Regions from separate parts of the Homo sapiens genome. Here region 2 is linked to region 1. The links are chromatin loops, found by intact Hi-C in ENCODE. Cell type or tissue: endothelial cell of umbilical vein. All regions are shown on one strand. Each heading gives the region's core, and the rest is flanking DNA. Links, peaks and the distances in the headings are about the cores only. Region 1 has its middle 37 kb from the start of TSC22D2. Region 2 has its middle 61 kb from the start of TSC22D2.

Region 1 (5,386 bases), core at 126-5,125:
ATAATAGCCTAATCTCGCACAGAATTGATGTCCAATGCTAATATCAGTGCTGAAAGTAAACAAAGTCCAATTGTATCTCCTGTGAAACTGGAAGTTTTGTATACCCTCAATCAGCGATAGAGAGCACCAGAGTAACTTACTTTCAGATATTAGGAGACCTCAAATTACCTATTATTTTACAAGCCTGGCTGAGAGAAATAATCAGAGAATACTAAGTGACACGCCACTTACCTACTCTTCTAGGGTACTCTTAAGTTCTATCCTTGAATCAAATAAGGTATATAGGCTATAATGTGCTTAGACATCTTGATTTCACTGACCTGAGGATCCCTGCAAGAAGCAGGTATGTGAAATTCACTCCTACGTTTACTGTAGAAATGCTATCGAGGGTAGCTCTACCACACCACTTAATGCCCCCAATATTAAACTCTTTGAATTTGTTTTAGATTTCAGTACCAGGAAAACATGTCTTGCTGAGAAACATATATGCTTCTTCCTTCATCATCATAGCAACAATTTTAATGATTGTGATTTCTAACCTCTTCTTCCCCAGCCAGGAAGCTGAGAGCCAAATTTGAAGCCAAATCAAAAAAATTATGTTAATTCTTAATATTAGCATCTTCTCATGTTACTCTTCCCTGGTATTGTTTTCTGTTTTCCTTTTATTACCCTCATTGTTACATTTGTATATAAAGGACGATTCTTCCTTATTTCTTTTCTCTCAATTTAGAAAGTGAAAGCAAGCATCTTTTTTGTTAAAGAAATGTAGCATTTTCGTTAGAAATTTCATTTCACTAGAAATGAAAATACTGTTTCACCACCTGATTATTTTGTTCATCTCAATTTGTGTAATCATATAGGATTTTTGTCTTGGCCCTTGAAATTTAGAAAGTACAGCTAGCTGCAGCACTCTTTTTAATCTTGGCTGCCCGTTAGTGAACCCTTTTGACCTAATGACTGACCTCTTTTCAGTTGAGAGAATTTTTCTTCTATTATTTCTTTGATGATGATTGCTTCCCCTTCATCTCATCTATTCACTCATGAAGATAATTATTTCTTAGAAATAAACACTTTTAAGGTGGCCAATTCACCTGATTTGCTTGTAACTTTCCCAGTTTTAGCACAAACCGGATGGTTGGTCACCCTACACTTGGCTAAGCTATTGAATCTCTGAGTATAGTGGTTTTCAAACTCTTCATCATGAGAATAGAGTTTTATATATTTTTAAATCTCCAATCCATTGTGGACTGATATTTTTGAAAATACAATAAAAATAAATACAACAAAAATGAGATAAAAAATATAAAAGACAAACCCAATTTTAAAAATTATTAGATTCAACAGAATTACAGTTACTCTGTCAAATTGCTCTGAAAATTTTAAATGAGGACTCTCAGTTTCTATTGGTTGCTTGTAAAATCTGCAGTCACCTAGTGGACAAAACTTTGAATAGTCCCACTCTAGGATTTCTCTAATCTGCTCTGATAATCCCTTGCATCTTCTCCACCCCACATTCCGTTCTCTGCAGCCTGGGCTAAATGCCTTTTTTGTGTTTACATACCCCATTACAGTAAGCTGTGTACTTCCTGAGGGGCAGTGATGAAGTCTTATTTATCTTTCTATGCCCAGCACTCAGCACACTGCCAGGCAAGAAGTTTGTTAGGCTGTTGTATTTATTCAATCTTTGTTGAGGCTAGAAGAAATTACAACCAAGTTTTAGTTATGGTTGTTTTGGGAAGGATGGGACTGTGGGGGCTTTGCTTATTTTTGTACTTTTCAGTGTTTTCTAAGTTTTTCTAACACATGTGTTAAAAATGGGAAGATTTAAGGATTATTCTAACAATCGATATTGTAGAATAAGTGACATCTACCTCATCATGGCTTGTGGTCAGTAAAAAGTCCCCTTTCACAGTGTAGTTGACTTGTAGGACAGAGCCCAGTTTGTGTGAGAAAAAGAAAACAATACTAAACAATCCTTGTCATCATTGAGGAACAGGATCCTACTCTCATCCTATTTCGATTAGGAAAGTCATCAAGAGATTAAAATTACTAATTTTGGAAGACAATCAGGAAATTTTGTACAAAATTCCTCCTAAATATAGAGGATAGAAAGTGTTTCCTTTTCACACTGGGTCCCTTTTCAAGTGGCCTGTGATATTGTGAAGTTTGATAACTACCTTGTTTGTATTACTCAGATGCTGGAATAACTGGATGGGATCATTTAAACTATGAGTGATGGGGTCCTGACTTCCCTACCCAAAGAATAGTACTATTTGAACTGGCAGTTAATCACAGCTTTTTTAAAAGTGACTTATCTCTAATGTACAATATGACTAATTTAGCAGCTAAGCAATTTCATTGTGATCTTGGTGTCCGTGGAATTCCTGTCACCTATCCAACAGTTAAGTCATATTGCATAACTGTGGGGTGACATCACCATGCTACAAGATTATTGGCTGGAGACAAGAAAAAAAAGTTTCCTGGACTGTAAGCCTTTCCGGTATCTGAACGAACGACTTGTGCTGTTACTGCAGTACAGCCAGAGAGAAAAGTAAAAAGGGATTTATAGTGGCTGGCTTTTGGTGTGTCACTGGAAATCACAGTCTGTAGCACACGAGGAGATTCTCCAATGTGCCTAATTATGAGATCTCTTCCCTTTGTGTCATATTCCACAGTATCGGTCATTAAGATGTGGGGTGAGACAGCCGAGACAATGGCATTCTCTTGTAATTAGAGCATTTTATTTTTCTAAGAACTTTATAGTCTTCCCTTTAGAAGCAATACTTTAAAAAAATGCAGTCCACCATCTGCTATACACATAGAAACTGAAGAGATGGTCAGCGGGGACCCAGCTGAAAACCTTTTATGGCTGAAAGCCCGTTTATTTCCCAGGGAACTGGTATACAGGTTAATCACCACATAATACATACATTTGATTTAATTGTATAAGATATCAAACTTTAAAACTACCCACAGAAATGCCTAAATCCTGGAGCAATAGCTGATTGAAATTTGGGAATATAATGGCTAACCTTTATTGTTTACTATTTATTGTTTACCATCACTGTTCTGGCTAAAATTTATTGTTTACTATTTATTGTTTATTATCAGGTTCGAAGTAATTTACATATATTAATTCATTAAATCCTATGAAGGCAATACTATTATTATTCCCAGGTTAAGGATGAGGGAATGGAGACTGTGAGATCACAAAACTGGAAAGGAGTAGAACCAGGATGTGAATCCAAGTGGTTCAGCACCACAGCACACAGTCTTAACTGTTGCCTTGCACTGTATATTTTGTAATAATAATAACAACAACAATTATTACTACTCCTGCTGTTGATACTACCACTGCTACTTCCATCTACTAAATGCTTTTTATCTGACAGACTCTGAATTATAACCATCATATCTCTTCATCAACTCTACGAGATAGAAACTGTGCCATTATTATCCCCACTTGATAGATTAGGAAAATGAGACACATAGAAAATCAGTCACACAGACAGTAGGTAACAAAGCAAGGATTCAACCTCTGTCTAGATCCAGACTCCATGCTTTTAACCACCATACTACACTGCTTTTCAATAGCTGCCATTTATTGAGTACCAACTAATGTGTAATCCTAACAAATATCCTGCATTGTAGGTATTATTAGTCCTAATTTACAGATGAGAGAATGGAGGTCCCAAGAAATCAGGTAACTTGCCAGTTTCTAAGCAGCAGAGCCAGAATTCTTCCAACTTCATTGAACACCATTATAACACAATACCTCTAAAAATTCGAAACAATTCTGATGCAGGATGACAGAATGTAAGTCAGGTAAAGGGCTGGTATCTCAGGAGTCACTTAGTGCAAAGAGTGATATCTTGGTCTGGGCATCCCCAAGGGTGGGGCCTGGTAAAAAGATGCTGGAAGTGTCTTACACGTCAGCAGTCACTGAGGGGTGGTGCTCTGATGGAGGGGCAGTCTTCCTTGAGTGCACCCTGTTCATCTGTGAATTCTGGATGATCCCCTGAGTGTGGGCAGATTCCTCTCTCTCCCGTCAATTCTCTTTCTCTTTTCATTCCCCTTGATATTTCCAAAACGGCACTCCTCTGCCCTCCTTCGTTTAGTAAGGAGTCTTGCACATGCTCAGTTCTCTTGCCTTGTAAGGGTTTTCTCCCCACCCCCAAGCCTCCTCTCCTTTTCTAGCACATATTCAGCCCTCTGGAATGTGGCCACCCATAAGCATGACACACATTTTCAAAGGGCTTTAGAAATGCATGTGATTAGTGAATTAAATTTTGTTAAAGGGGAAGTGTATCAATACTGCACATATGTAACCTGTTAATTTCACAGTATGGGCATCCTGCCTTCAAAAATATAATAATTTTAAAAATCGGAAATCACAATAAAAAGCAAAACAAACAAAGACTGAAAAACAGTTTGAATATTGCAAGAAAATTTACCCCAGAGTTTTTAAGTATAAAGAGCCTCTGTGGTTTATTTAAATTCTTATTCTATTAAAGGAAATCAAATGTATTCATTTATTCCTGGGGACACAGAGAATAAAAATATGTATGACACATCCAGCATGTACCTAAATACTTAAAAAGTGAAGTCAAGGCCAGGTGCAGTGGCTCATGCTTGTAATCCCAGCACTTTGGGAGGCCAAGGTGGGCAGATCACCTGAGGTCAGGAGTTCGAGACCAGCCTGACCAACATGGAGAAACCCTGTCTCTACTAAAAAAAATATGTAAAATTAGCTGGGTGTGGTGGCACATGCCTGTAATCTCAGCTACTTGGGAGACTGAGGCAGGAGAATCGCTTGAACCCGAGAGGCAGAGGTTGCAGTGAGCCGAGATCACACCATTGCACTCCAGCCTGGGCAACAAGAGGGAAACTCCGTCTCAAAAAAAAGAAAAAAAAAAAAGTCAAATGTCCTAAGAGTGAAACAAATGGTAAAATAGGGTTGTTCTAATAAGGAAACAAATCCCCTGAAGCAAATGATCAGGGAATCTTCTTGAAGGAGGAGAGACTTGGCTGGAACTAACAGAACTGGTAGAACAACAAGAGGTTGATATTAGAAGTTAAGGAAAGGACAGCCCATACAGGGAACTAGTGTGAGACAAAAAGACAAGAATAAGGGATGAGGCCATGAATCCTCCTTGAGGGTAAATAGCTATTAAGTAATATAGAATATTTTATAAAAATATGACGGGATGGTCAGTTATTTGTTTGCTTTTATAGCAGAGAATAGGAAGTAGTGGAAATGTGTCTCATCTTAAAATTAGAAAGGGGAAAAGCTTAACATATTGATGTGCTATGAGTTGGCCATTCCCTGGACCCATGCATCTCCCTTTAATGAAGATAGAAGTAGACTCAGCATTATAAGCAACTC
Region 2 (5,386 bases), core at 160-5,159, 98 kb before region 1:
AAAGCTCAAGAATAAAGAATATGTAAGATAGGTGTGAACCCTCATTCATTCATTTAATAACAGTACAATCATGTGCTGCATAACAACATTTAGGTCAACTGTGGGCCGCCATCAGTAAAGTCACAGGGCAACGCTTTACTCACATGTTCGTGGTGATGCCCGATGTAAACAAACCTACTGTGCTGCCAGTCGTATAAAAGTCTAGCACATACAATTATGTATAGCACATAATACTTCATAATGATAATAACCATGTTACTGGTTTATATATTTACCATACTCTACTTTTTATCTTTTAGAGTGCAGTCCTACTTATTAAAAAAAAAAAAAAAAAAGGTAGCTGTAAGACAGCTTCAGGCAGGCCCTTTAGGAGGTATTTCAGAAGAAGGCATTGTTCTCATAGGAGATGACTGCTCCATGCATGTAATTGCCCCTAAAGACCTCTTCCAGTGGGACAAGATGTGGAGGTAGAGGGCAGTGATGTTGATGATCCTGATCCTGTGTAGGCCTAGGCTAATATGTGGGTTTGTGTCTTAATTTTCAACAAAAAAGTTTAAAAAGTTAAAAAATTTTAAAATAGAAAAAAGCTTATATAATAATATAAAGGAAGTATTTTTGTACACTTATAGAATGTGTTTGCCTTTTAAGCTAAGTGTTATTACAAAGGAGTAAAAAAGTTAAAAAAATTTCAAGTTTATAAAACTAAAAAGTTACAGTGGCTGGGCATGGTGGCTCACACCTGTATTTCCAGCACTTTGGGAGGCCTAAGGGAGAATCTCTTGAGGCCAGGAGTTCGAGACCAGCCTGGATAACAAAGGGAAACTCCCATCTCTATAAAAAATTAGCCAGGCACAGTGGCATGTGCCTGTAAGTCCCAGCTACTCGGGAGGCTGAGGTGAGAGACTGCTTGAATCCAAGAAGTGAAGGCTGCAGTGAGCCATGATCATACCACTATGCTCCAGGCTGAGTGACAGAGCAAGACCCTGTCTCAAAAAAAAAAAAAAAAAAAAAGGCCGGGCACAGTGGCTCACGCCTGTAATCCCAGCACTTTGGGAGGCTGAGGAGGGTGGATCACGAGGTCAGGAGATCGAGAACATCTTGGCTAACACGGTGAGACCCCGTCTCTACTAAAAATACAAAAAAAAATTAGCCGGGTGTGGTGGTGGCTGCCTGTAGTCCCAGCTACTCGGGAGGCTGAGGCAGGAGAATGTCGTGAACCTGGGAGGAAGAGATTGCAGTGAGCTGAGATCATGCCACTGCACTCCAGCCTGGGAGACAGAGCAAGACTCTGTCTCAAAAAAAAAAATTACAATAAGTTAAGGTTGATTTATTATTAAAGGAAAATGTTTTAAAAATAAATTTAGTGTAGCCTAAGTGTACAGTGTTTATAATGTCCACAGTAGTGCACAGTAATGCCCCCAGGCCTTCGTATTCACTCACCACTCACTCACTGACTCACCCAGAACAAATTCCAGTCCTGCAAGCTCCATTCATGGTAAGTGCCCTATACAGGTGTACCATTTTAAATCTTTTATACTGTATCCTTACTGTACCTTTTCTATGTTTAGGTACACAAATACTTACCATGTGTCACAGTATAGTATCAGTACAGTGACATGCTGTAGTTTTATAGCCTAGCAGCAATAGCTATACAATATAACCCAGGTGTGTAGTAGGCTAGATCATCCAGGTTTGTATAAGTACACTCTATAATGTTTGCACAATGACAAAATCCTAACGACACATTTCTCAGAATGTATTTCTGTCAAGCAATACATCACCGTACTAGTTACCAGGAATACAATTGTGAATAAATAAGTAGAAGTCTCTACTCTCGCAGAACTTACCCTCAAACGGGGCCCAGTTTGAAGTTTCTCAGCTGTCAAAGGGCAATGAGGGGATTCTCATTCCATTTTATACCACTCAGTTTCTGTCTCTAAGTACTGGCACCTTCTCACCCCAAGTTTCCTAGGCTCTTCACTTTAAACCCCCTATGTAGGGCCCAGAGCCTCTTCTCCTCCTCCCGCTGGACCTCCCCTCCTGGGGCTGACATTCTCCTCCTCCTCGTAGAACTCCCTTCTGGGGGATGACATTCTTGAGTATCCTGGGGTAGAAGATTGTTGTAACCTTTTTTCCCTCCCAGAGTGTGATTATCTGAGCAGAGGAAGCCTCCAGGAAAGCTGCATTACCAGATGAGTCAGCTGTCATCACAGCCATTACCTAATGCTGAACTGGGATGGGTTCAGGAAGCTGAAGTCAGTGAATATAAAACTAAGACTCACAGGTTTGGAACTCAAGGTTGCTGGAAGCAAGAGGCTGGCGGTGTTTCCACAGCTATTGCCAAGTCTCTACTTGTTCACTCTCTCCAGAGAACAGAACAGGGAGGTCTTCAAAAGTTCCATTTTAAAAGAAGCTGGTGTTTCTGAGAAGGGACTCTCCCTTTACAGTTTTTCTCAGTGAATGCTTTAGCACGAATAGACTACTCGGGGCAGGATGGAATAGGGGGAGGTGAGAAGAACAGGAGACAACGCTGGCTGGAGAATGGTAGGTAAGAGGAGTCATTAATAGGAGAGTCCCACAGACCTAGGTTCTCGTGCTGACTACCTAGGTTCTTAAGCTAATGTCCCAACACTGAAACCTCTTAGTGGGTTCCTTATGGGAAAGACCATTAAGATGATAACAAAATTGGTCTGCGTGAAGAATCAAGACACAGATACCAAAGGAAATAGAACACATCGGCACCAGAGTTGCTGATCTGTATCGCCTTGCTTAGAAGTATTGTTGCATGTTGGCCGGGCGCGGTGGCTCACGCCGGTAATCCTAGCACTTTGGGAGGCCAAGGTGGGTGGATCACCTGAGGTTAGGAGTTTGAGACCAGCCTGACCAACATGGTGAAACTCTGTCTCTACAAAAATACAAAAAATTAGCCTGGCATGGTGGCGCATGCCTGTAATCCCAGCTACCAGGGAGGCTGAGACAGGAGAATGGCTTGAACCCGGGAGGTGGAGGTTGCTGTGAGCGGAGATCGCGCCATTGCACTCTAGCCTGGGCGACAAGAGCAAAACTCCATCTCAAATAAAATAAAATAAAAAGTATTGTTGCATGTGCTAAATGTTACCTACCCCATGCAGCCTTTCTTAGTAAACTTCCTGGTTCATGGTCAGATTGTAAGGATAGTATGTCTAGTCTCTGTGTGGCAGAAAGTAAACCCAGAAAAATCCACTGCTCATTTCTGTAACTTTTCACTCTCTGAATCCGTGGGCTAACCGACCTGCTTTTCTTACCTGCAGTTGCTTCTTCTGAACTAGCCCTTTCTCTGCCCAGACATGGGCTTCCCACCCCTATTCCCTCAAGGTACTCTTCACTTAGAAGTTGCTTCCAGACTCAGCAGTAAACAGACAAATCTTCAGGTCGCCATTTCCTGTTATCAACTTTTTGGGGGCTTTTTCCTGGCTTCTCTCTACTAACACCTGAGTCATAGCATCCTAAATCAACTCACTGCATTCTCTTTTCCTTCTTCCCAGAATAAAATATCAGAGTAAGTCTTCCCTAATCATGCCTTATTTATTTTTATTCCTTTGTAGGTACTCAACTCATTATTTTGAAAACTGGGAAATAAAAGGAAAGAACTAAGTCTCTCCCTTTCTTATACAAACTGTACCACAGGGTAGCTGAATAGTTGGTAAGGGCAAGTCTCTCTTTAGAGAAGTATTTCGCTAATGAGTGAGAAGGGATAATAGAATTAATAGGCTAATGGGTCTAGGTAATGATTATCCATGCTTCCAACATCACAAAATAGAGACAGACATTATATGATGGAAGTATATACCACCACTTATGAATTAATCTTGACAAAATATAAATCTGATTAAACTTCTAGAACTAATTTAGGAAATACAGGGACAGAGGATTCTATAAGAATGCAATTAGGAAAACTCAGACTTCAGAAAAAACTATGGGGCAAATAACTGAGATTCTTGAAGAATTTCAAGATGAAAAGAGAGGTATGGGGAGCCCACATATTAAAAGAGACTTTAGAGGAATGCCAACCAATTGCAGTGTATGGACCTTATTTTGACCCACATTCAAACAAATACACCATAAGAAATTTATGATAATCAGGGAAATGTGGACATTGAGTAGATTTTTAGTAATATTAAGGAATTGTTCATTTTGAGGTGGGGTGATGGTATTTTAGTTATAATTTTTCTTTAAAAAATCCTTGTCCTTTAGAGGTATACGCTGAAATATATATGGATAAAGTCTATGATATCTTGGATTTCCTTCAAAATAATCCAGAGGATCATGGATTCTTTCTAAGTATTGGCATTCTCTCACCCCAAGTTTCCTAGGCTCTTCACTTTAAGCCCCATATGTAGGTCCCAGAGCCCTTTCTCCTCCTCCCCCTAGAATTCCGTCCTGGGGTTCACATTTTCCTCCTCCTCTTGGAACTCCCTTCTGGGGGGTGACATTCTTGAGTATCCTGGGGAGGGGAAATGAGTGGGAGTATAAATAATGCAAGATTGGCCATGAGTAGATAATTGTTTAAGCTAGGTGATAAGTACATGGGAGTTCATTATACAGTTCACTGTTGTATATGGTTGAAAAATCCACAACAAAATGATAAACAAAATTGTAAGGTAACCACTGGAAGAATGTATCTGGAATGTATAACTTCCCAACCAAAAGAGGGATCAAAAATGAATAAGAAACAACTGAATGAAAGCCAAGAAAAGGGAAAAAGGGTGTGTGTGTGGCAAGGCAGTGGCCGGTGCGGGGGTGGGGTGTCTAGAAAGCATTTTAAGGAGAAAACATGAAATAAGATGGCAGAAATACATCCAAATATGCCACTGATGAAATAGACATGGATTAAATTTTTCTATCAAAAGACAGATTGGGTTAAGAAATTAAAAATTCAAGCCAGAAACAGTGGTGGATACCTGTAGTCCCAGCTACTTGGGAGACTGAGGTGGGAGGATTGTTTGAGCCTAGGAGTTCAAAGCCAGCCTGGGCAACATAGCAAGACTTCATCTCTATAAAAGAAAAAAATTGGGAACACTTATTCTATTTCATGGAATGAAGTGTTGCCTGGTTCAGAAAAGAAAATTCAACTATATACTTTTTATAAGGGAAACTCTTTATAAAAAAAAAGTGAAGTTAGAAAATGAAGAGATAGAAAACTACTAGAGTAATGAAATGATCATAAAGAGAAATTAGGAGTAAAGCAGTTCAATAAGATATGGGATAGAATTAGCAACAAAGTGATCATCAATGACCTTGACAAGAACAGTTTCAGTGGCACAATGGGAGCTAAAGCCAGACTGCGTTTGTGATAAGCTGTACGTGGAAGAGGAAAAAGTGGAAAGGAAGAGGAAGGAGCTGAAAA

Evidence for each region. Peaks named below come from ENCODE experiments on the same cell type or tissue, not always from the same donor. Only the 100,000 strongest peaks of a DNase experiment are listed, where the experiment ranks them.
Region 2: a loop joins it to region 1, with 8 times the contacts of the local background. A loop is called at or near these places in 2 of 110 quality-filtered maps.

Annotation. Positions count from the first base shown.
Region 1 is chr3:150,369,039-150,374,424 of GRCh38, reverse strand. No RefSeq gene overlaps it. Among named protein-coding and RNA genes, the nearest start is that of TSC22D2, 37 kb to the left of the region's middle. RefSeq lists enhancers at 2,269-2,563, 3,522-4,390. In endothelial cell of umbilical vein, for the core only: no CTCF peak of the experiment used is centred there; DNase peaks (open chromatin) are centred at 1,584, 2,414 and 4,164; H3K4me3 peaks cover 691 bases; H3K27ac peaks cover 3,677 bases.
Region 2 is chr3:150,466,651-150,472,036 of GRCh38, reverse strand. No RefSeq gene overlaps it. Among named protein-coding and RNA genes, the nearest start is that of TSC22D2, 61 kb to the right of the region's middle. RefSeq lists an enhancer at 2,309-2,809. In endothelial cell of umbilical vein, for the core only: no CTCF peak of the experiment used is centred there; a DNase peak (open chromatin) is centred at 2,236; H3K27ac peaks cover 1,826 bases.